2 separate regions of the Homo sapiens genome follow, and region 2 is linked to region 1. Evidence: read pairs that join two places in POLR2A ChIA-PET (ENCODE). Cell type or tissue: K562. All regions are shown on one strand. Links, peaks and the distances in the headings refer to the core of each region. The heading gives the core; the rest is flanking DNA. Region 1 overlaps PCOLCE2 (procollagen C-endopeptidase enhancer 2). Region 2 overlaps TRPC1 (transient receptor potential cation channel subfamily C member 1).

The links. ChIA-PET counts read pairs that join two places held together with the same protein. Peaks named below come from ENCODE experiments on the same cell type or tissue, not always from the same donor. Only the 100,000 strongest peaks of a DNase experiment are listed, where the experiment ranks them.
Region 2: POLR2A ChIA-PET joins it to region 1 with 5 read pairs; 2 of 35 experiments call an interaction of 5 or more read pairs at or near these places.

The regions. Positions count from the first base shown.
Region 1 is chr3:142,813,257-142,824,121 of GRCh38, forward strand. It overlaps PCOLCE2 (procollagen C-endopeptidase enhancer 2), which reads right to left. Exons shown (of 9, transcript NM_013363.4): 7 at 10,276-10,359; 8 at 7,622-7,789; 9 at 4,618-5,209. The coding sequence ends at 5,079. Among named protein-coding and RNA genes, the nearest start is that of PCOLCE2, 70 kb to the right of the region's middle. In K562, for the core only: no CTCF peak of the experiment used is centred there; a DNase peak (open chromatin) is centred at 4,895; H3K27me3 peaks cover 518 bases.
Region 2 is chr3:142,752,755-142,763,619 of GRCh38, forward strand. All of the region lies in intron 4 of TRPC1 (transient receptor potential cation channel subfamily C member 1), which reads left to right. Among named protein-coding and RNA genes, the nearest start is that of TRPC1, 34 kb to the left of the region's middle. In K562, for the core only: no CTCF peak of the experiment used is centred there; no DNase peak of the experiment used is centred there.

The DNA.
Region 1 (10,865 bases), core at 1,530-9,529:
GGGATCTCAGAAAGTATCCAATTCAACTTCATGTTACAGATAAGGAAACTAAAGTTCTCCCATTGCCACACTGTGAATGAGAATCCAAGTCTTTTTCCTTTTCAGCTGGGAGGCTCTTACCTGCATTATGTTACTATTAATATCAGTTTTTTTGTGAGATGAATTAATCAGATATATGAAGTCTTACTTTCAGCTTGTAAATTTTCTTCATAGGTTTCTATACTTAAAAGCTTCATCTCGTTGAAATCTAACCCAATCTTAGTATTAGAATGCTACAGGGACATCATTCAGGCAAAGATGTTTCATTTATATCTAATCAAATTTTAGCCTTTTAAACTCAATTGTTGATTTTGTTTTTAAAAGGGAGAAGCAAATGACAAAAAAATCAAAACCAGGATTTTTAATAATAACTTTAGAATACTTCAGAACAAATTTTTATGTATATCCCAGAGCTACTCACCCAGAACACCCGATTCCATGCATCCATGGGCAATCCCACACTTGTACATCCAGAGAGCCTTTGTCAAAAAGAGGCTATTCGTGGCCCAGTGCTGTGGCTCACGCCTATAATCCCAGCACTTTGGGAGGCCAAGGCAGATGGATCACCTGAGATCAGGAGTTCAAGATCAGCCTGAACAACATGGCAAAACCCCATCTCTACTAAAAATACAAAAATTAGCTTTTCTTAATTTGGTCAGAGTTTTGTCAATTATATTAGTCATTTTAAAGAACCAACATTTGGCTTTCCTTTTTTCTATTATTTAAGATGACAATTTTATTCAATTTCTGCTCTATGCTATTTTATCCTACCTTTTAAAAGTTTATGGTGTTTTCCTTTTACTAAGTTCCCAATTTGTATCATTCACAAATTAATAATTTCCATCCTTTCTTTTATAATGTAAACATGTAAGATTATAAATTTTAAAGTGTTATTTAAGCTGCATTTCACACATTTTAAAATGCAGTTTTTCTATTGTTCAGTTTTTAATATTTTGTTTTCCATTATGGTTTCCTTTTTATCATGAGTTGAAAGTACATTTCTTAATTTCCAATTTTTTTCTTGTTTTTTGTTGTTTACTTTTTGTTATTAATTTCTAGTCATTTACTGTTAGAGAAGGCTGTTCGATACCAGTTGTTTGAAATTTGTTGGAATTTGCTTCATGGTGCATGGCAAGTTCTGAAATTGTTCCATACGAGCTCAAAATAATGTGCCCTTGGTTCTGTTCTACATATGTGTGTTAGGTAAATCTAGCTAATTGTGCGGTTCAACACTTCTATATTTTTAATGTTTTCTCTTTTAAATCTGTCAATACTGAGAGAAACATGTTAAAACCTCCCCTTATGATGGTAAACTTGTCCATTTCTATTTATACTATATCAGATTTAGTTATATATTTTGAAGGATGTTATTAGCTGTGTGCAAATTTAGAATTGTTATATCTCCTTGTAACTCTCTTCATCTTGAGTAATGCCTTGAAGTATTTTTTTTCTGGTATTAATAAAACCATACCATTTTTATTTTGGTTAATGTTTGCCTGGTATACTGTATTTATCTTTTTCTATCCCTTTCCTCTCAACTTTTCCGTGTCCTCATGTTTTAGATGTCTCTTTCAAATAGCACATAGCTGTATTTCTTTTTCTAAGCCAGTCTGACCATTTTGACGTATAACTTTCAGGACTTAGTTTAGGTGTTTACTGAAATTATTGATATGTTTGTATTTTTACCTTATTTTGTTGTATTTTTCCTGGTTTCACTTTCTTTAATTTCTTCTTTTTTTTCCTCTGCTGGTTTTAAATGTTGATGCTCTATTTATATTATTTATGCTCTATTTATATTATTATTTTATTATATTACCCTAGAAAAATTAATGTAAATACTTAAATTATCAAAGTCCTAAGTTAATATTTTTATCTTTCTCTCTCTCAATACGAGGTCTTTAGAATACTTAGGTCAAATCTTTTTAAAAAACATTTGCTTGCTAATTGAATTTAATTGCAAATTTTTTGTTTCCATTTATATAAAAAATATAAATTTGTTTGCTTGAATCCATGAACTCAAGCAAAAGGTGTTTCTGATTAATATTACTTAACTCACGTTAGAACTTTCTCATTAGTGCCTGTTTAATTACAGGGCTTTTCTTTAAGGGAGTTTTTTTTGTCATTAGTTGATACCATTTAAATAGTCCAGAAGTAAATGGGAGCCTGGTAGCAGTAGTCTATTAATACATGAAAGAAAAGAAGGTAAATGTCTTCCAATTAAGGTTAACTTGGAAGTAAATTACAGAATTTAAGACTTGGGAACTTGGGAAAAATCTTAAATGTTCATTTACAGGAATTCAAAGGATGAAAATCAAGCTAGCAAGATGCTCTGAAACAGTGAGATTTATTTATAATTTTGAAATGTTTTGTGATATGTTAGTATGGTCACCTATTCATTCTTCATGTGTATTTGATTCCCCAAGTATAAATACTTAAAAACAAAAACAAAACCTTATCAACTATTCTTGAAAAATAAACAATTCCTAAAAGAGAAAATAGTATGGGATCCCAGAAGTTATGTAGTCTAACTCCCTCAAATTATAACTAAGGAAACTAAACCTCAGTCAAAATAAAGGTGTCTTAGTCCGTTCTGTGCTGCTATAACAGAATATCTGAGACTGGGTAATTCATAAAGAACAGATATTTATTTCTTACAGTTCTGGAGGCTGGGAAGTCCAAAGTCAAGGGCCCACATCTGGTGACGGCCTTCTCACAGCATCATCCCATGGCAGAAGGTGGAAACGCAAGAGAGCACATGAACACATCAACACATGTGCATGCCCAAAAGAGAAAGACAAGGATGGAGTGGGGACGCAGGGGGCCAAATTCATCCTTTTACCAAGGACCCATTCTCACGATAACTCACTCACTCCCATGATAATGGCATTAATCCATTCGTGAGGGCTCTGCCTCATAAAAGAGCCCACCTCTCAACACTGTTGCATTGAGGATTTACTTTCCAACACATAATTTGGAGGATACAGTCAAACCATAGAAAAATGATTGTTTAAAAAGGAAAGAAATTACAAAGTGGTTGTTATTCCAGAAAGAGCAGCTTCACGATTCATCTTATCTCTATGTTTTGAATAACTGAAGTAAAAGACAAACCAGTGCCACACACTTTTAACCGTGAATCCCCTAAGCAGTTGTAAAATACTGTGTCAGAGATGTCAATAGTATGAATAGTTTAGATTACTCTTCTCAGTTTTTACCCCACTGTGACTCAAGCCCCCACTCACCTGAAGAAGTCTTTCCGCTGGTCATGCAGAAGCTTGATACCCGCCAGCATGCTGCTTGTAATTCACCAATAGGAGATTCTATTCAGAAAGAAGAAATACTGAAATCTTTAGGATTCCCTCCTAAGTCCCGGAACATGTATTCTTAAAGGGAAGCAACTTGCTTTGAGAAGGCTGGAATCAATGAGGAGTCCACAGTTACATCCTGTGCTGGGCGCAGCTGGTCTGCGAAGTTCAGCTGGCTAAGAGAACTTTCTAAAAGCTGACACTGGCCAGGGAAGCCAGTCACCCACTGTCATCAGGGTCTTCTAGTTCATCTACTTCCTGCTGACGGCTCCTCAGTGGGAAAGTATAGGAGCAGTTTCTGACCTGCCTGTCAGCCCAATTTTGTCGTTTCCTTAGGCTCACCCAGCTGCCGTAACAGAGGGAACAGAGTTCCTTCTGAACTTCTATTTTGCCACCCTTTAAATGTCTGGTCATCCTAGGGCTGGGAATTATTGTTTTCATCTAAAAGAGTATTTTCCCTTATTTCCAAAACTTTGCTTCTACCGTGGAAGAGTTTGTGACCCACGTCTTTGTTCATCCCTAATGTTCTTTCAGCCTTCTTTGGATAGGGATGGTTATCCGCTCTCCCACAGCCCCTGGCTGGTAACCTCCTACAGGGCTGGTTGCTGCACTCATATAGTTGTGCCTTAAGCAGCTCTATGTGAATGAAGGTCCTTTTGCTGTTCTTCCACTAATGAGTGAAAATAGATTTCTCAAAGGCTCTTAGCTGATACAGCCTGATCCAGTTAACTGGGGATAAACAGGGCAGCAGTGTCAAGCTCACTTCTAATTTCAAGTTCTGTAAAATGACCAATTATATAGGCTAGTAAATACTAGCCTAAGTACTAATATTTAGTACTTCACTCTTCAAATCAGGATAAGAGGGCTTTCCTCTGGGGGTAGGGAAGGCTCTTCTAGTGGCAGTGAGGGCAAAGGGTTTGGAATTAGGACTCTTTAGCTTGATTGTTTTGTCTCTTAGGAGACATGTGCTCTGGCAAGTCACTAAACATACCTGAGCTTCCGTTTCAATTACAAAATGAAACAGTGTGGACTAGATCCCTGAGAGATGTTATTCTAGCACTAACATTCTCTGTTTCTGCAGAGAGAAGAATTATAGTCTATTGACATTACTGGATCCATTTAGTCCCTGAAATTCTTGGAATGCTCTTTTAGCAAAGTGTAAATTGATACAAAGGCAATCTTATGCATAAATCACACTATTCTTATTGCTAAAAGGGAATATTCCTTCTACAATGTCCCACTATCTATAAAAAGAAGTTTAGTGGTTGTTCTGTAATCCTTTAAAAATATTTTATTAAGCATTGATTTAGAAAACGCAAGACAAGATTGTAACACCTCAGGGCAAAGGCTTGAAGGTGAAACAAATAACACTATAAATATTGCACTTCTAAAATCTTTTTTTGACATCTTCACACAACTCAATTCTAAAATATCCTTTTACAGAGATGTATAAATAAACGCTTCCAAGCTGTCAACGCTTGACACTTTTAGCTTCCTATCACCGCACTAAGTCGGCAGGTTTCCAATCAGATAGCTGCTCCTCTGACAGCAGGCAAAGAACTTCCCTCAGCTATCTCGGAGGCCTCATACCTCCATCATGTGAAGAGTCAACCAGTCCCATCTTTCGGAATCCTCTTTCAGAATATGTAATTTTATAAGTATTTTTTTTTCTACTGAGAGAACATAGATCTTTCAAAGGCAATGGCAGAATACAGCTTAAATGGACACAGTTCACTGTTAACATTGCTTATTTTTTAAGGCATCCAGGAGCTTCTGATTCTTGGTCTTGAACATCATGATAAAGCTGTTTGGCATGATTTTGCCTCGCCCATCTTCACCTACTTGGCCCATAATAATGTAATTTAGACCTAAAGAAAGAGAATACAGAAATTAATCTTTTTCTCTATGTATCATGTGTGAAACAACTTAGACTGTAAGTTACCTCTAGATAAATGTTCTCTTCTGCAAATGGTAAGATTATACATGTATTCCATCCACGATAAAATCTGGGTTTCTTGTTTTTGCTTTTTAGAGATGGGGGTCTTGCCATGTTCCCCAGGCTGGTCTTAAACTACTGAACTTAAGCGATTCTCCTGCCTCAGACTCCAAAGTAGCTGGGACTACAGGCACACGCCATTGTGCCTGGATGATAAAATCTGTTTTAAGACTCTCATCGGCAAAAAGCCAAATTCAACTAGTAAGGTATTTCAGCTACGCTAACACCAGGAAGCTGGACTGAGTGGTTAGATCAGCCATGTCCCGCTCTGCAGTGCTGTAGGTCTGTTGTGGTTTCAAATGCCTGCTATGAAGAATGCACCGCGTTAACGTGAAAGACTCTCCTTCCTCGAGGGGCCTCCAGGGCTCCATGATGGGCCATCCTCAGATGGCTTCTCAGTCCCATCATGTGTCTGGATTTTCCTGGCATTTGGCAACCAATGATCCACTCTCTTATGTTGCTGTTGTCTTGAACTTTAATCAACATCTCAAACATGTATGCTACGCAAGCTTCTTGAGGGCATAGATGGATCATATACTACTTGCATTTGTACAGTTTCTTGCAAAACATCGGTGTCAAGAGTACTTATATTGGTTATACTATGTTTTTATACATTGGTGTGACTGGCTAAGTTAGGCCTAGACTGGGGCCTGAGGTGTTGGGTAACTCTGAATATTTATATTACCTCAGAAATAAATCAGAAAAAAAGGTATGGGTTAATTCCTCCTTTAGTTCCCCTTTCCCCTGGTGTGTCATAGAGAAAATGTGTCCTTTTTCTCTTGCATTTTCCTGTGTGGGTGGACCTTGTCATCACAGTGGTCTGTGAGAGCCTGAGAGTCTGGGCAGGTAATGCTGCCTCAAGGCTGAAGTGCTAGCAGCATTATGAGACCTTATAGAATCTTGAGGTGCAGTATCTGCTGCTCCTGGCAGTTCTGGAAAGAAATGTTTCTCTTTTACAGAGCCTTTGTGATTCTCTCCAGAGACTCAACATGAGGCTACTAGCCTCCTGACTTTTCTGAACAATCTGAATTCACAGTAAAGCTTGCTTTATTTTTAAATTTTTTTCTTTTTTTAGACAGTCTTGCTCTGCCACCCAGGCTGGAGTGCAGCAGTGTGATCATGACTCACTGCAGACTCGACCTCTTAGGTTCAAGGCATCCTCTTGCTTCAGCCTCACGAGTAGCTGGGACCACAGGTGCGCACCACCACACCCGGCTAAATTTTTTTATTTTTAGTAGAGCAGAGGTCTCACTATGTTGCCCAGGCTGGTCTCGAACTCAGGCTGAAGCAATCCTCCCATCTCAGCCTCCTAAAGTGCTGGGACAGTAAAGCTTTCTTGAAGTGGATATTCTGTATCTTTCTCTCTCTTTCTCTCTCTCTCTCTCTGTGTGTATGTGTGGAAAGATGTTAGAGCTTATGTAGGGGAAAAATTGCAGAACTTGTGTGTGATATGATTCCATAAGTGTATATGCCCATGCTTTATGTGGATAGAAACTTTCTGGAAGGAACTTAAATTTTTTTTTTTTTTATAGAAATAGGGTCTCACTACATCACCCAGCCTGATCTCGAACTTCTGGGCTCAAGCAATCCTCCCACCTCGGCCTCCCAAAGTGCTGGGATTACAGGCATGAGCTACTGTGTCTGGCTGGAAGGAACTTTTTAGAGTACTTCTAAGGAAAGGAAAAGGGTTTCACTTTTAAACATACTCTTACCTACTTATTTCAACTTTTTAAAAACCATGAAACATATGTTACTTTTATAAGTTGTTAAATACATATTCTTAAAAAGTCATGTGCCTCTAGCTCTGGAGTAACTTTCCGTTTTTCGTAATTTCTTTCAATAAACTCACTCCCATCCATGGACTTAATAGTCCTATCTCTGCAAATGATTCCCAGATCTTGATTCTAGCCCGGATATACCTCCCTCTTCTGAACTTCGGGTCTGCATTTCCTGTTGGCTGCTGGATATTTTTCTTTAAACCTAGACAGTACTGGCATCTTAAGTGCAATAGTCTAAAATCTCTCCACCCTGCACTGCTCTGTGTGTCTGTTGCCTATTGACTCAACTTCAAACGCTTCTTTCACTTGTTCATCATGTCCACTACCCCTTCTTCTGCCACAAGTTACAAGGACTTGGATGAGAGCCCAATTCTGCCTGACTCCAAAGGCCTTCCTGCTCTGCAAGAAGTGGGCAACATATTAGCCCTGATTTTACTTCCCTAGACCAACCATGGCATGGAAAATCCATGGCTTGCTCAGAGACACCCAGTTTTCTCCCTACTCACCTCTTCTGAGGAGAGGGCACTGCTTGCAGACGACAGTCAGCCTGGCACTCATGTTCTTGCCCGCCTGCTGAATCGCCAAATTTCCCTCTTTGTAGATGTTGATGATCGAGACTGTGGCGTGCAAACTCCCATCGCGAGTGATGGTTGTGATAACAGTGCCGGCTAATACTGCAGAAGAAAACATTTTGAAGTGATGTGACAGTGAAGGCAAATGCAAGCAGAACTGAAAAACAAGTTTACATTCTTCTAAGTTTCAGATACGAAACATTTTAATGTTAAAGAAAAGGCCCTCATAGAGGTTTCACATTTGCTTCTGTACATTTGTCACCAAAATTCAGGTTGGAGCTGTGATGTTACGCTGGTTGTTGGGGATTGATAACTAGAAGAGAAGCCTAAATACTTGCCACACTGCGGTCCATTGCCAAGGTTGAAACTCTTTAAAACGTTTTATCCAACTTGTGGCTTGATTGTCACATAGGGGATAGTCTGGCTTATGAGGCTCTACCTGTGAATACTCAAAAAGATCTTGTATCTTTAGAGGCAGTACCACGCTAAAAGATTGCGCGATGGGGGTTTGGGCCACTAAGATGTGAGTCTTTGTGTCGGTGTGGGTGTGTAGCCACCTTTCTGTGTCTCTCCTCACCCTTCTCTGTAGCTGTCCTTTCTTCCTGAACTTTTGTTCATTCCCTGGGTCCTCACCTCTGTCTAATTATCAGGAAAGCTCTGTCTTCTACGGTCTTTCATATTCTCTTTCTTATCCACTCCGTTTATTTCATTTAACAAGCTGAAGTATAGAACTGAGGTATTAACTTAAACTTTTTTTTTTCTTAAAAAAAAACCTCTAGTAAAATTCAGTTGATTTTTTCATTATGTAAACCCCTGTTTTTTCCATCATGACACTCCGAGAAAAGAGTCTCTCTTTGAAGCCACAGAAGGAAAGATGTTGTCTTTCTCACGGGGGTGCGCCTGGCATTCTGGGGGCTTGAGCAAGGACAGTTCCTTGTGGTGTAGGACTTGCACTGAATACAGTTTTTTTTTGTTGTTGTTGTTTTTTCATGAGATGGAGTTTCGCTCTTGTTGCCCAGGCTGGACTGCAGTGGCACAATCTCAGCTCACTGCAACCTCCACCTCCCAGGTTCAAGCAATTCTCCTGCCTCAGCCTCCCAAGTAGCTGGGATTACAGGCATGCACCACCACACCCAGCTAATTTTGTATTTTTAGTAGAGATGGGGTTTCTCCATGTTTGTCAGGCTGGTCTCGAACTCCCAACCTCAGGTGATCCACCTGCCTCGGCCTCCAAAGTACTGGGATTACAGGTGTGAGCCACTGAACCTGGCCTGAATACATTTTTTACCAGCCTTGTCCTTCCTAGAAAAATCAGTAGCAGTTCCTAGTTATTGTGACAACCAAAAAAATGCAGTAATCTAACATCTCTACCACTCCCCAGGGGAGCATTATCAGCCCTGGTTGAGAACCAGTGACTGATGATAGTTTTGGTCATTTTGCCATGTAAGCGGTCACATTAATGGAATAAATCAAGTTTTGGACTTGGTTAATCTGACTCCTTCAGAATAAAGTGAACACTCACTGCTTAGGCAGTGTGCAATGTTCATAAAATCAGAATTCCTATGATGCTTTACTTTGATCCTGCGTGATAAGTGTTCACTCCAAAATTCAGTCTATAGTCAAGTGAAATCAGTGGCTCCCAAGACACAGGGAGGGAGACTTCCTGAAGCACCTCCTACAGAAGAGTAAACTGGATGTGGTAGCAATTACATGTGGCGTTGTTTTCACATTTATGCCAGTTATTTGAATTTCAGCATGTGAACTCTAGTAAGGTTTAGGGTCCCAGAGTCTTCAGTGTCTTCACACCTTCACTATGATACAGCTCGTCTGGACTACAGAAGTCACTTCAAGGCACAGAAAAAGCAAGCAGAGCCTCTCTGGGGAAGTTTTGTTTGGGGAAATGTATTTAGGCCATAGCAACTTGCTCTTCCTGATCAGATTTGTCTTAAATGTTCCTTTAAAGCCACTGAAAAAATAACCAAGATAAAATGTTGTATCTTTTGCTCTTAAGTAGCTATCATAGATGGTGCAATCTTTCCACTGGAAAAAGCTCTTAAAAATTCTAAATCATTAAAGAACACCTCCTCAGGTTCCAGTTTGTGAGAGTTTCCAAATGGACTCCAGATTTCCAACTTTTACTTCAGTACCTCAGAAAGGCAGTACAGGGGAAATACTTGAATTTCTTCTGAGAGAGACCAGCTTCTGAATATAAGCTCGGGTATGTTTCTAATTTACTTAAGTTGAGTTATAGATGTGTGAAAAAATACTCTGTATATGAAAAATATATAAGGAAAAAAGTACATAGGTTTTTTGCAGGAATAGTCAGCCAGAACACACAATGTGGCAGTATCATGTACCAAGAGTCAAATTATTAAGCTTATATGAAAAAAGTATATTTTCTAAATCCATATTTTTCTCAGTGGTGAAATCTAACAATTTGACCATTCTGGTGTATAGGCAAGTATTTTCTTGGATAAATGAGCAGCGTTATTGACCCTTCACCATAAATTCATAGGAATTCCTTTGAGATTAAGCATGCAGCCTCAAGTTTCTGGTTAAAGAGAAAAAGACTGGCTTTTATTTCTTACCAAAGTCACTTGAACAATAATTGCCCTCCAGAGTCCCCGTCCGTCTACACTTTTGTTGACACAAGGCCACGGTGGGTTTTAAACCTTAATTCAAAGAAGACATAAGTTTCACGAAAAATGAATTCAAGCATAATTGGTCTTTAGTTCTGAATCTACCCATTTAAAATTATCATTTATTTCCCTGAGCCACCAATCTATCACTACAAAGAAAAAATTTAAAACCACGCAAAATAAATTCTCCATGCTACCAACTACTGCTCTAATTTCACCAGGACAACTCAATACCCTCTATTGAATTTTAAACCTGAGTTCAAAGATAGCACAAATGTAGCCCTGTTCTCTTCTTCCTTTATATAAAACAAACACTATAAGAAAATACAGGCGTACTCTGAGTGTGTGCCCTGTTTAGAAAAACCCAGAACAACAAATTGGAACTCACAGAATGTAGGTTAATCCCTCACTTTACAAAAGGAATCATAGGGTGTTCCCCTGAGGACATCCTTAAAATATGCAATTGCCTAAACATGAGTAGCATAGGTTTTTAGAAATACTGTTCATGTGTAAAGTGTGTTACATCTGTAATTAGATGC
Region 2 (10,865 bases), core at 1,215-9,214, 61 kb before region 1:
GCATTGTGCCCCTGGTTTATTGAGACTAGAGAATGGCAATGACCTTTACCAAGTACACTGCTTGTAAATATTTTGTTAACAAGGCACGTACTGCACAGCCCTAGGTCCCTTAAACGTTGATTTTATACAACACATGTTTTTGTGAGCTCCAAGTTGAGTCAAAGTGGCTGGGTCAGAGTGGCTGGGGCAAAGCTACAAATTAACAACATCTCAGCAAAGCAATTGTTTAAAGTACAGGTCTTTTTCAAAATGGAGTCTCTTACGTCTTTCCTTTCTGCATAGACACAGTGACAGTCTGATCTCTCTTTCTTTTCCCTACAATTAAGTGTGAATATTTTTCAAATTATATGCTTGTTAAATAAGTGTGTAGTTGAAGCAGCGGGGTCTTACAGGTTGAAGCTAGAGAAAACACTTTACCTGGCTTGGTTTGAGGTTGGGGGACAAACTTGTTTGAAGGCTTTTAGGGGAGCTATGACTTGACATAGATCTTTTAGTATGAGTAAGAGTTAAAAATTGAAAGGTATTTTAGGCAGAAAGTACAGCATGTGATTTGTTTATTTGGAAACTGCAAATGGTTTGGAACATTAACAGTAGAGTTTGAGAGAGTTTGTTAATGATCTTTGAGAAAACATTTGTACGAAATGGCAAGGACCCCTGACTTAAGTCATTTCTGGGAATTGCTAAGTAGAACTGCAGAAGAAAAGGAGGTTAACAAAATTAGTAAAAAGAGACCGGGCGCGGTGGCTCACGCCTGTAATCCTAGCACTTTGGAGGCCGAGGCAGGCCGATCACCTGAGGTCAAGAGTTCGAGACCAGCCTGGCCAACTTGGTGAAACCTCGTCTCTACTAACAGTACAAAAATTAGCTGGGCGTGGTGGCATGCACCTGTAGTCCCAGCTACTCAGGAGGCTGAGGCAGGAGAATCGCTTGAACCTGGGAGGTGGAGGTCACAGTGAGCTGAGACTCTGCCTCAAAAAAAAAAAAAAAAAAAACTTAGAGAAATAGCAAGGTTTCTCAGAATTTGAAGAGCCAATATACTGGCAGTAAGAAAGTGAGATGGCTGGACATGGTGGCTCACGCCTATAATCCTAGCATTTTGGGAGGCCAAGGCGGGTGAATCACTTGAGTCCAGGAATTCCAGACCATCCTGGGCCATATGGCTAGACCTTGTCTTTACAAAAATAGCCAGATGAGGTGACTTGTACCTGTGGTCCCAGCTATGCAGGAGGCTGAGGTGGGAGGATTACCTGTGCCCAGGAGGTTGAGGCTACAGTAAGCTGTGATTGCACCACCACACTCTACCCTAGCCTAAGTGACAGAGCGAGACTCCGTCTCAAAAAAAAAAAAAAAAAAAAAAAAGAGAGAGACAATTGTTTTTTAAATTTTAGAGATGGTGTAGTTTCAGGGTAATATTTCCTAATGGGCCAGGGAAGGGTAGTAAACCATTGTAGTTTAGAAAAACATTTTCAGTAATATAATAGCTGTGATTTGGTTTTAGTCTCAATATTTGATGTATTTTGAAACTTCAAATAACTTTAAAGAAGGAGTCTTTATTTATTATCTATTAGTGGAAGACAAAAATTTAAAAAAACTTGAGAAACACCGGAATTGGGAAAGATAGCAAAGAAATGGATTGCCAGTTAAATTTAATTTGCATAAAGTATAATAAAAAAAATGACGAGTTAATGTAATGGATGCAGCACACCAACATGGCACATGTATACATATGTAACAAACCTGCACATTGTGCACATGTACCCTAAAACTTAAAAGTATAATAAAAAAATAAAAATAAAAAACAAAAATTTAATTTGCAGAAGAGCTTTGTTTAACTTGCATAGTGTTTTTTATAATTTTGAATTTGAATGCCAGTAAGCCCTATGTACACTCAGCTTTATTCATATTATTACCAACATCACCCCTGAAGGCAAATGAATTTGTAAAACTTGGCTCAGTATCTACCAAGAGAGTAGGATGTTGGCTGGGGTCATGTTAGGAATATGGAATTCTTCTGGCATAGTGGCAGGAAAATGGCTTGGGAGAGAGACTGCTTAGTGCCACAGTCCTCAATGAATATACAAGAGTGACACGGAAGTAGGAAATGACAGTGATGATGATGAGGGAGTATTGGAATAACTGAATGGTATGAATCTCCAAAAAGGGTGATTTTGATATGAGAATGAATGAATAATATAGCCTGTAAGATTCAGGTATTGTGACATTATGCTTCCATATTGCCAGAATCTTTAAAGGGAAGTATTGTTCAATCCCAATTTTCAATCCCAATTTTTCTTTTCATTTCTAGAGCTAACCACTGTTACTAGTTTGGTATTCTACACGTGTTCCTTAATGGTTAACATTACCATTGGTTAGAAATGTTGAGTCTTGCTGGGCGCAGTGGCTCATGCCTGTAATGCCAGCACTTTGGGAGGCTGAGGCAGGTGGATCACCTGAGGTCAGGAGTTCGAGACCAGCCTGGCCAACATGGTGAAAACCCATCTCTACTACAAATACAAAAATATTAGCCGGGTGTGGTGGCAGGCACCTGTAATCCCAGCTACTTGGGAGGCTGAGGCAGGAGAATCACTTAAACCTGGGAGGCAGAGGTTGCGGTGAGTCAAGATTGCACCATTGCACTCCAGCCTGGGTGACAAGAGCAAAACTCCATCTAAAAAAGAAAGAAAGAAATGTGGCTCTTCGCTACAGTGTTAGATTGGAAACTAGTCTCATCAATGGCTTAGTTACATGTTAGAAATCCCTTCTCCCAATTTCTGCCTATACAGAATTCCATTCATGTTTCCTTTCCTTTTTTTATTGTTTGCCTGCCTTACTAATCTTGCCTCATTTACTCCAGTTCTTTTTATAGTTGCCCACATATTTAGGTTGAACCATATGAAATTAGTGTTTTAAAAGTACTTTGGACATAGGGAATTACATATTTCCATATTCTTATATTGGTGTGGGTGAAACCAAAACCCCAGAAAGTTACACAGATCATAATCACCTTACTCCATAGGGCCTCAAAAAAGGCTTTTTTTACAGTGTGGAAATGGATGATTTACAGTATGTTTAAAGTGTGTAACTATTACCATAATCTAATATTCTAACATTTCTATCATTGGAAAAAGTTCTCTCTTGCCTGTTCATTCATGGTCAATCCTTGTTTCCATCCCCAGCTCCATGCAACCACCAGTTTTTCTATTTTTGTAGTCTTTTCTTTACTAGAAATTTCATATAAATGGAATCATAAAATATCTTGACTTATGTCTCTGGCTTTCTTTTACTTACCATAATATTTTTGAGGTCCATCCATATTGTTTCATATGTCAGTAATTCATTTTAAAAATTGTTGAGCAGTATTCCATTGTATGGTTATAGTACCACCTTTTATTTATCTGTTCACTAGCTGCTCAACATTTGAGTTGTTTCCAGTTTTTGGCAGTGAACATTCACTTACAAGTCTTTGTGCGGACATGTTTTTATTTTTGTTGGGTAGACACCTAGGAATGGAATTTCTGGGTGTGTTAACTTTTTAAGTAGTTGTCAAACTGTTCTCCAAAGTGGTTGGAAACAGTTTAACATTTTTACTGGTAAGGTATGATGGTTCTTTTTTTTTTTTTTTTGAGACAGAGTCTCGCTCTGTTGCCCATGCTGGAGTGCAGTGGCGCGATTTCAGCTCACTGCAAGCTCCGCCTCCCGGGTTCACGCCATTCTGCTACCTCAGCCTCCCGAGTAGCTGGAACTACAGGCGCCCACCACCACGCCCGGCTAATTTTTTGTATTTTTAGTAGAGACGGGGTTTCACCGTGTTAGCCAGGATGGTCTCGATCTCCTGACCTCGTGATCCGCCTGCCTCGGCCTCCCAAAGTGCTGGGACTACAGGCATGAGCCACTGCACCAGGCCCTGGTATGATGGTTCTAATTCTGCCACATACTTACTGAAACTTGATATTGCTGGTCTTTTTTCTTAGTCATTTTAGCAGGAGTGTAGTGGTTTCTTACTGTGGTTTTAAAAATTTTTTTATTTCTTGTTGAGGTAAAATATATGTCTATAATTTACCATCTTTGCCATTTTTAAGTGTACAGTTCAGTGGTAATAAATACATGAATATTATTTTCTTTCCCCTTCATACATCCCATTCTTTCCTGGCCTCTGGTAGCCACCAGTCTACTCTCTATCTTCATGAGATCTACTGTTTTAGCTACCAAATACATGTGAAAGTTGTCTTTCTGTGCTTGGCTTATATCACTTAGCATAATGGCCTCAGGTTCCATCCATGTTGCTGCAAATTACAGGATTTCATTCTTTTCAATGGCTGAATAATATTCCGTTATGTATATAAACCATGTTTTTAAAATCCATTCATCCATTGATGGGTACTTAGGTTGAGTCCATATCTTGACTATTGTGTACAATGCTGCAATAAACATGGGAATGCAGATGTTTCTTGGCTATATTGATTTCCTTTCTTTTGGATATATATATATATGTATCTAATAGTGGAATTGCTGGATCATATGGTAGTTCTTTTTTTTAAAAAAAAATTATGTTTAAAATAATCCCAAAGGATTATAAATCATTCTATAAAGACACATGCACACATGTTTATTGCGGCACTATTCACAATAGCAAAGACTAGGACCCAACCCAAATGCCCACCAGTGATAGACTGGATAAAGAAAATGTGGCACATATATACCCTGGAATACTAGGCATGTAGACATGAATTCATGTCCTTTGTGGGGACATGGATGAAGCTGGAAACCATCATTCTCAGCAAACTAACACAGGAACAGAAAACCAAACACCACATGTTCTCACTCATAAGTGGGAGTTGAACAATAAGAACACATGGACACAGGGGAACATCACACACCGGGGCCTCTTGGGGGATGGGGGGCAAGGGGAGGGATAGCATTAGGGCAAATACCTAATGCATGCGGGGCTTAAAACCTAGATGACAGGTTGATTGGTGCAGCAAACCACCATGGCACATGTATACCTATGTAACAAATCTGCACGTTCTGCACATGTAGCCCAGAACTTAAAGTATAATAATTAAAAAAAAATTTTTTTGTGGGTACATAGTACATATATGTATTTATTGGGTACATGGGATATTTTGATACTGGCATGCAATAGTGTAATACTCAGGTCATGGAAAATGGGGTATCCATCCCCTCAAGCATTTATCCTTTGTGTTGCAAACAATCCAATTATACTCTTTTATAATGTACAATAATAAATGTACAATTAAATTATGGACTATAGTCACCTTATTGTGCTATCAAACACTAGGTCTTATTCTTTCTATTTTTTTTTGTACTCATTAACCATCCCCACCTTCTCCTAACACCCCCACCACCCTCATATGGTAGTTCTATTTTTAGTTTTTTGAAGAACCTCCATACTGTTCTCTGGTAGTTCTATTTTTAGTTTTTTGAAGAACCTCCATACTGTTCTCCATAGTGGCTATAATTATTTACATTTCCAGCAACAGTGTGTGAGAGTTCCCCTTTGTCCACATCTTTGCTTGCATTTGTTATTGTGTGCCATTCTGATACAAACTATTTTAACTGGAGTGCGATGATACTGCATTGTGATTTTGATTTGCATTTCTCTGGTGATTTGTGATGTTGAACATTTTTTCATATACTTGTTGGTCATTTGTATGTTTTCTTTTAAGAAATATCCATTCAGATCTTTTGCCCATTGTAAAATCAGATTATTTATTTTTGGTTTTTTGCTTTTGAGTTGTTTGAGCTCCTTACATATTCTGGTTATTAATCTCTTGTCAGATGGATAGTTTGCAAATATAGTCTCCCATTCTATGAGTTGGCTCTTTTGTTTGTTTTGTGGAAGTGTTTTAGCTTACTGTAATCTCAATTGTCTATTTTTGCTTTGGTTGTCTGTACTTTTTTTTTCTTTTTTTTCAATTATACTTTAAGTTCTAGGGTACATGTGCATGTCGTGCAGGTTTGTTACATAGGTATACATGTGCCATGTTGGTGTGCTGCACCGGTTAACTTGTCATTTACATTAGGTATATCTCTAATGCTATCCCTCCCCCCTCCCCCACCCCACAATAGGCCCTGGTGTGTGATGTTCCCCACCTTGTGTCCAAGTGTTCTCATTGTTCAATTCCCACCAATGAGTGAGAACATGCAGTGTTTGGTTTTCTGTCCTTGCGATAGTTTGCTCAGAATGATGGTTTCCAGCTTCATCCATGTCCCTACAAAGGACATGAACTCATCCTTTTTTATGGCTGCATAGTATTCCATGGTGTATATGTGCCACATTTTTTTTATCCAGTCTATTATTGATGGACATCTGGGTTGGTTCCAAGTCTTTGCTATTGTGAATAATGCCACAATAAACATAAGTGTGCATGTGTCTTTATAGCAGCATGTTTTATAATCCTTTGGGTATATACCCAGTAATGGGATGGCTGGGTCAAATGGTATTTCTAGTTCTAGATCCTTGAGAAATCACCACACTGTCTTTCACAATGGTTGAACTAGTTTACAGTCCCACCAACAGTGTAAAAGTATTCCTGTTTCTCTACATCCTCTCCAGCATCTGTTGTTTCCTGACTTTTTAATGATCGCCATTCTAACTGGTGTGAGATGGTATCTTACTGTGGTTTTGATTTGCATTTCTCTGATGACCAGTCATGATGAGCATTTTTTCATGTGTCTGTTGGGTGCATAAATGTCTTCTTTTGAGAAGTGTCTGTTCATATCCTTTGCCCACTTTTTGATGGGGTTGATTTTTTCTTGTAAATTTGTTTAAGTTCTTTGTAGATTCTGGATATTAGCCCTTTGTCAGATGGGTAGATTGTAAAAATTTTCTCCCATTCTGTAGGTTGCCTTTTCACTTTTCCCATTCTGTAGGTTGTAGTTTCTTTTGCTGTGCAGAAGCTCTTTAGTTTAATTAGATCCCATTTGTCAATTTTGGCTTTTGTTGCCGTTGCTTTTGGTGTTTTAGTCATGAAGTCCCTGCCCATGCCTATGTCCTGAATGGTATTGCCTAGGTTTTCTTCTAGGGTTTTTATGGTTTTAGGTCTAACATTTAAGTCTTTAAATCCATCTTGAATTAATTTTTGTATAAGGTGTAAGGAAGGGAGTCTTGCTCTGTTGCCCAGGCTGGAGTGCAGTGGCGCGATCTCGGCTCACTGCAAGCTCCGCCTCCTGGGTTCATGCCATTCTCCTGCCCCAGCCTCCACGCCCGGCTAATTTTTTTGTATTTTTTTAGTGGAGATGGGGTTTCGCTGTGTTAGCCAGGATGGTCTCGATCTCCTGACCTCATGATCCACCCACCTCGGCCTCCCAAAGTGTTGGGATTACAGGCGTGAGCCACTGTGCCCGGCCTTGTCTGTGCTTTTGAGGCCTTACACACAAAAAAAAATTGGCCCAGACCAGTGTCCTGAAGAGTTTCCCCAATGTTTAATTTGAGGTTGTATATTTAAGTTTTTAATCAGTTTTGATTTAATTTTTGTGTATTGTGAGAGATTGGGGTCTAGTTTCATTTCATTCTTCCACATAGTTAATCCAGCTTTCCCAGCAGCATTTATTAAAAAGACTATCCTTTCCCCAAAATATGTTCTCGGCACCTTTGTCAAAGATGAGTTGGTCATAAATGCATGGACTTATATGTGGGTCTGTATTATGTTCCATTGGTCTATGTGTCTATATTTATGCCAGTACCATGCTGTTTGGGTTACTATAGCTGTGTAGTGTATTTTGAAGTCAGGTAATGTGATGCTTCCAGCTTTGTTCTTTTTGCTTAGGATTACTTTGCTATTTGGAGTCTTTTGTGGTTTCATATAAAGTTTAGTATTATTTTTTCTATTTCTCTGAAGAATGTCGTTGGTATTTTGATAAGGATTGCATGGAATCTCAAAATTGCTTTGGGTAGTGTTGTCATTTTAACAACATTAATTCTTCCAGTACGTGAGCATGGAATACCTTTCCATTTTTTGGTGACCTCTTCTATTTTTTTCATCAGAGTTTTATGGTCTTCCTTGCCTAGATCTTTCACTTCTTTGGTTAGATTGATTCCTAGTTTGTTTTGTTTTGTTTTGTTTTTTGTAACCATTGTAAATGGGATTGCTTTTTTGATTTCTTTTTCAGATTGTTCTTTGACATATATAAATGTTATTGACATTTGTATGTTGATTTTTGTATCCTGCAACTTTACTGAATTTTTTTTACCACTTCTAATAGTTTTTTGGTGGAGTATTTAGGGTTTTTTTGATGTAAGATCATGTCATCTGAGAACAAGGCTAATATGACTTCTTCCTTTCCAATTTGGATACTCTTTATCTCTTTGTCTTGCTTAATTGCTGTGGCCAGGACTTCCAATATTATGTTGAATAATAGTGGGAAAGTGGGCATCATCATCTTGTTCCAGTCTTTAGAGGAAAGGCCTTCAATTTTTCCCTGTTGGCTTTTATTATTTTGAAGTATGTCCCTCCTATACCTGTTTTGATGAGGGTTTTTTTGGTTGTTGTTGTTGTTATAAAGGGATGTTGAATTTTATTGAATGCTTTTCTGGCATCCATTGAAATAATCATATGGTTTTTGTTCTTGATTCTGTTAATGTCATGTATCATGTCTATTGATACATATATGTTGAATCATTCTTGCATCTCTGGGATGAATCCCACTTGATCATGACAAGTGATCTTTTTAATGTGTTGTTGAATTCAGTTTGCTGGATTTTTGCATCTATGTTCATATTATATCAATATATCAAAGTGTATTGGCCTGTAGTTTTCTTTTTTTGTTGGTTCCTTGTATGGTTTTGGTATCAGGGTAATGCTGGCCTCTTTGGATGAGTTTGGAAGCATTCCCTCCTTTTCAGTATTTTTGAAGAGTTTGAGTAAGGTTGGTATTAGTTTTCTTGAAATGTTTGGTAGTATACAGCAGTGAATCCATCAGGTCTTGGGCACTTCTTTGATGGGAAACTTTTTATTATGGCTTTGATCTTGTTACTTATGATTGGTTTGTTGAGGTTTTCTATTTCTTCATGGCTCAATCATGGTAGGTTGTCTGTGTCCAGGAATCTAACCATTTTTTCTAGGTTTTTCAATTAGTTTTGCATATAGTAGTTTATAATATTATTTAATGATTCTTTGTATTTCTAAGGTTTCAGTTATATCTCCTTTTTCATTTCTTATTTTTTTATTTGGATCTCTCTTTCTTAGTCTAGCTAAGGTTTGTTGATTTTGTTTATCTTTTCAAAAAATCAGTTTTTCATTTCATTGATCTTCTGTGGTTTTTGTTTTTGGTTTTTTGAGACAGAGTCTCACTCTGTCACCCAGTCTGGAGTACAGTGGCGTGATCACAGCTCACCGCAGCCTTGACCTCCTATGCTCAAGTGATCCTCCCACCTCAGCCCTTCAAGTAGCTGGGACTATAGGCACGTGCCACCACATCTGACTAATTATTGCATTTTTTGTAGAGATGGGGTTTCACCATGTTGCCCAGGCTGGTCTTGAACTCCTGGACTCAAGTGATCTGCCTGCCTTGGCCTCCCAAAGTGCTAGGATTACAGGTATGAGCCACCGTGCCTGGCCTCTTCTGTATTTTTTTAAATTCCAATTTCATTTATTTCTGCTTCGATCTTTATTTCTCTTCTTCTGCTAATTTTCGGTTTGGTTTATTCTTGATTTTTTTTTTTTTTTTTTTTTGACGGAGTCTCGCTTTGTCACCCAGGCTGGAGTGCAATGGCGTGATCTCGGCCACTGCAACCTCCACCTCCCGGGTTGAAGCAATTCTCCCACCTCAGCCTCCCGAGTAGCTGGGACTACAGGTGTCTGCCACCATGCCTGGCTAATTTTTGTATTTTTAGTAGAAATGGGGTTTCACCATGTTGGCCAGACTGCTCTCAAACTCCTGACCTCAAGTGATCCTCCTATCGTGGCCTCCCAAAGTGCTGGGATTACAGGCATGAGCCACCGTGCCCAGCCTATTCTTGATTTTCTAGTTCTTCAAGGTGCATCATTAGATTATTTGAACTCTTTCTACTTTTCTAATATGGGAATTTATTGCTATAACCTTCCCTCTCAGTACTACTTTTGCTCTGTCTCATAGATTTTGGTATGTTATATTCCCATGTTCATTTGTTTCAATAAATTTTTAAATTTTCTTCTTAATTTCTTCATTGACCCATTGGTGATTGAAGAGTATGTTACTTAATTTCCATGTGTCTGTGTATTTTCCAAATTCCTTTTATTATTGATTTCTAGTTTTATTCCATATGGTCAGAAAAGATACTTGTGATTTGTATTTTTCTGAATTTGTTTAGACTTGTTTTGTAGCCTAAGATATGGTCTGTTCTGGAAAATGTTTCATGTGCTGGTGAAAAGAATGTATATTCTGTAGCAATAGGGTGAAATGTTCTATAAATGTCAGTTAGGCCTATTAGATCTAGTGCGTAGTTTAATTTTACTCTTTCTTTGTTGATTTTCTGTCTAGATGATTTGTCTATTACTAGAGTGGCATGTTAAAGTCCCCTACTATTATTGTATTGTAGTTTATCTATGAACCTAACACTGGAGCCTTCATGTATATAAAGCAAGCATTAACTTTATATACTTGGGGGCTCCAGTGTTGGGTTCATAGATATTCATAATTGTTATATCTTCTTGCTGAATTGCCACCTTTATCATTATATAGTGACCCTCTTTGTCTTTTTTTAGTCTTTGATTTGTAGTCTATTTTATCTGATATAAGAATAGATACTCCTGATCTTTTTTAGTTTTCAGTTACGTGGAATATCTTTCAGTCTCAGTCTATGTGTATCTTTATAAGTGAAATGGATTCCTTGAAGGCAGCATATAGTTGGGTCTTATTTCTTT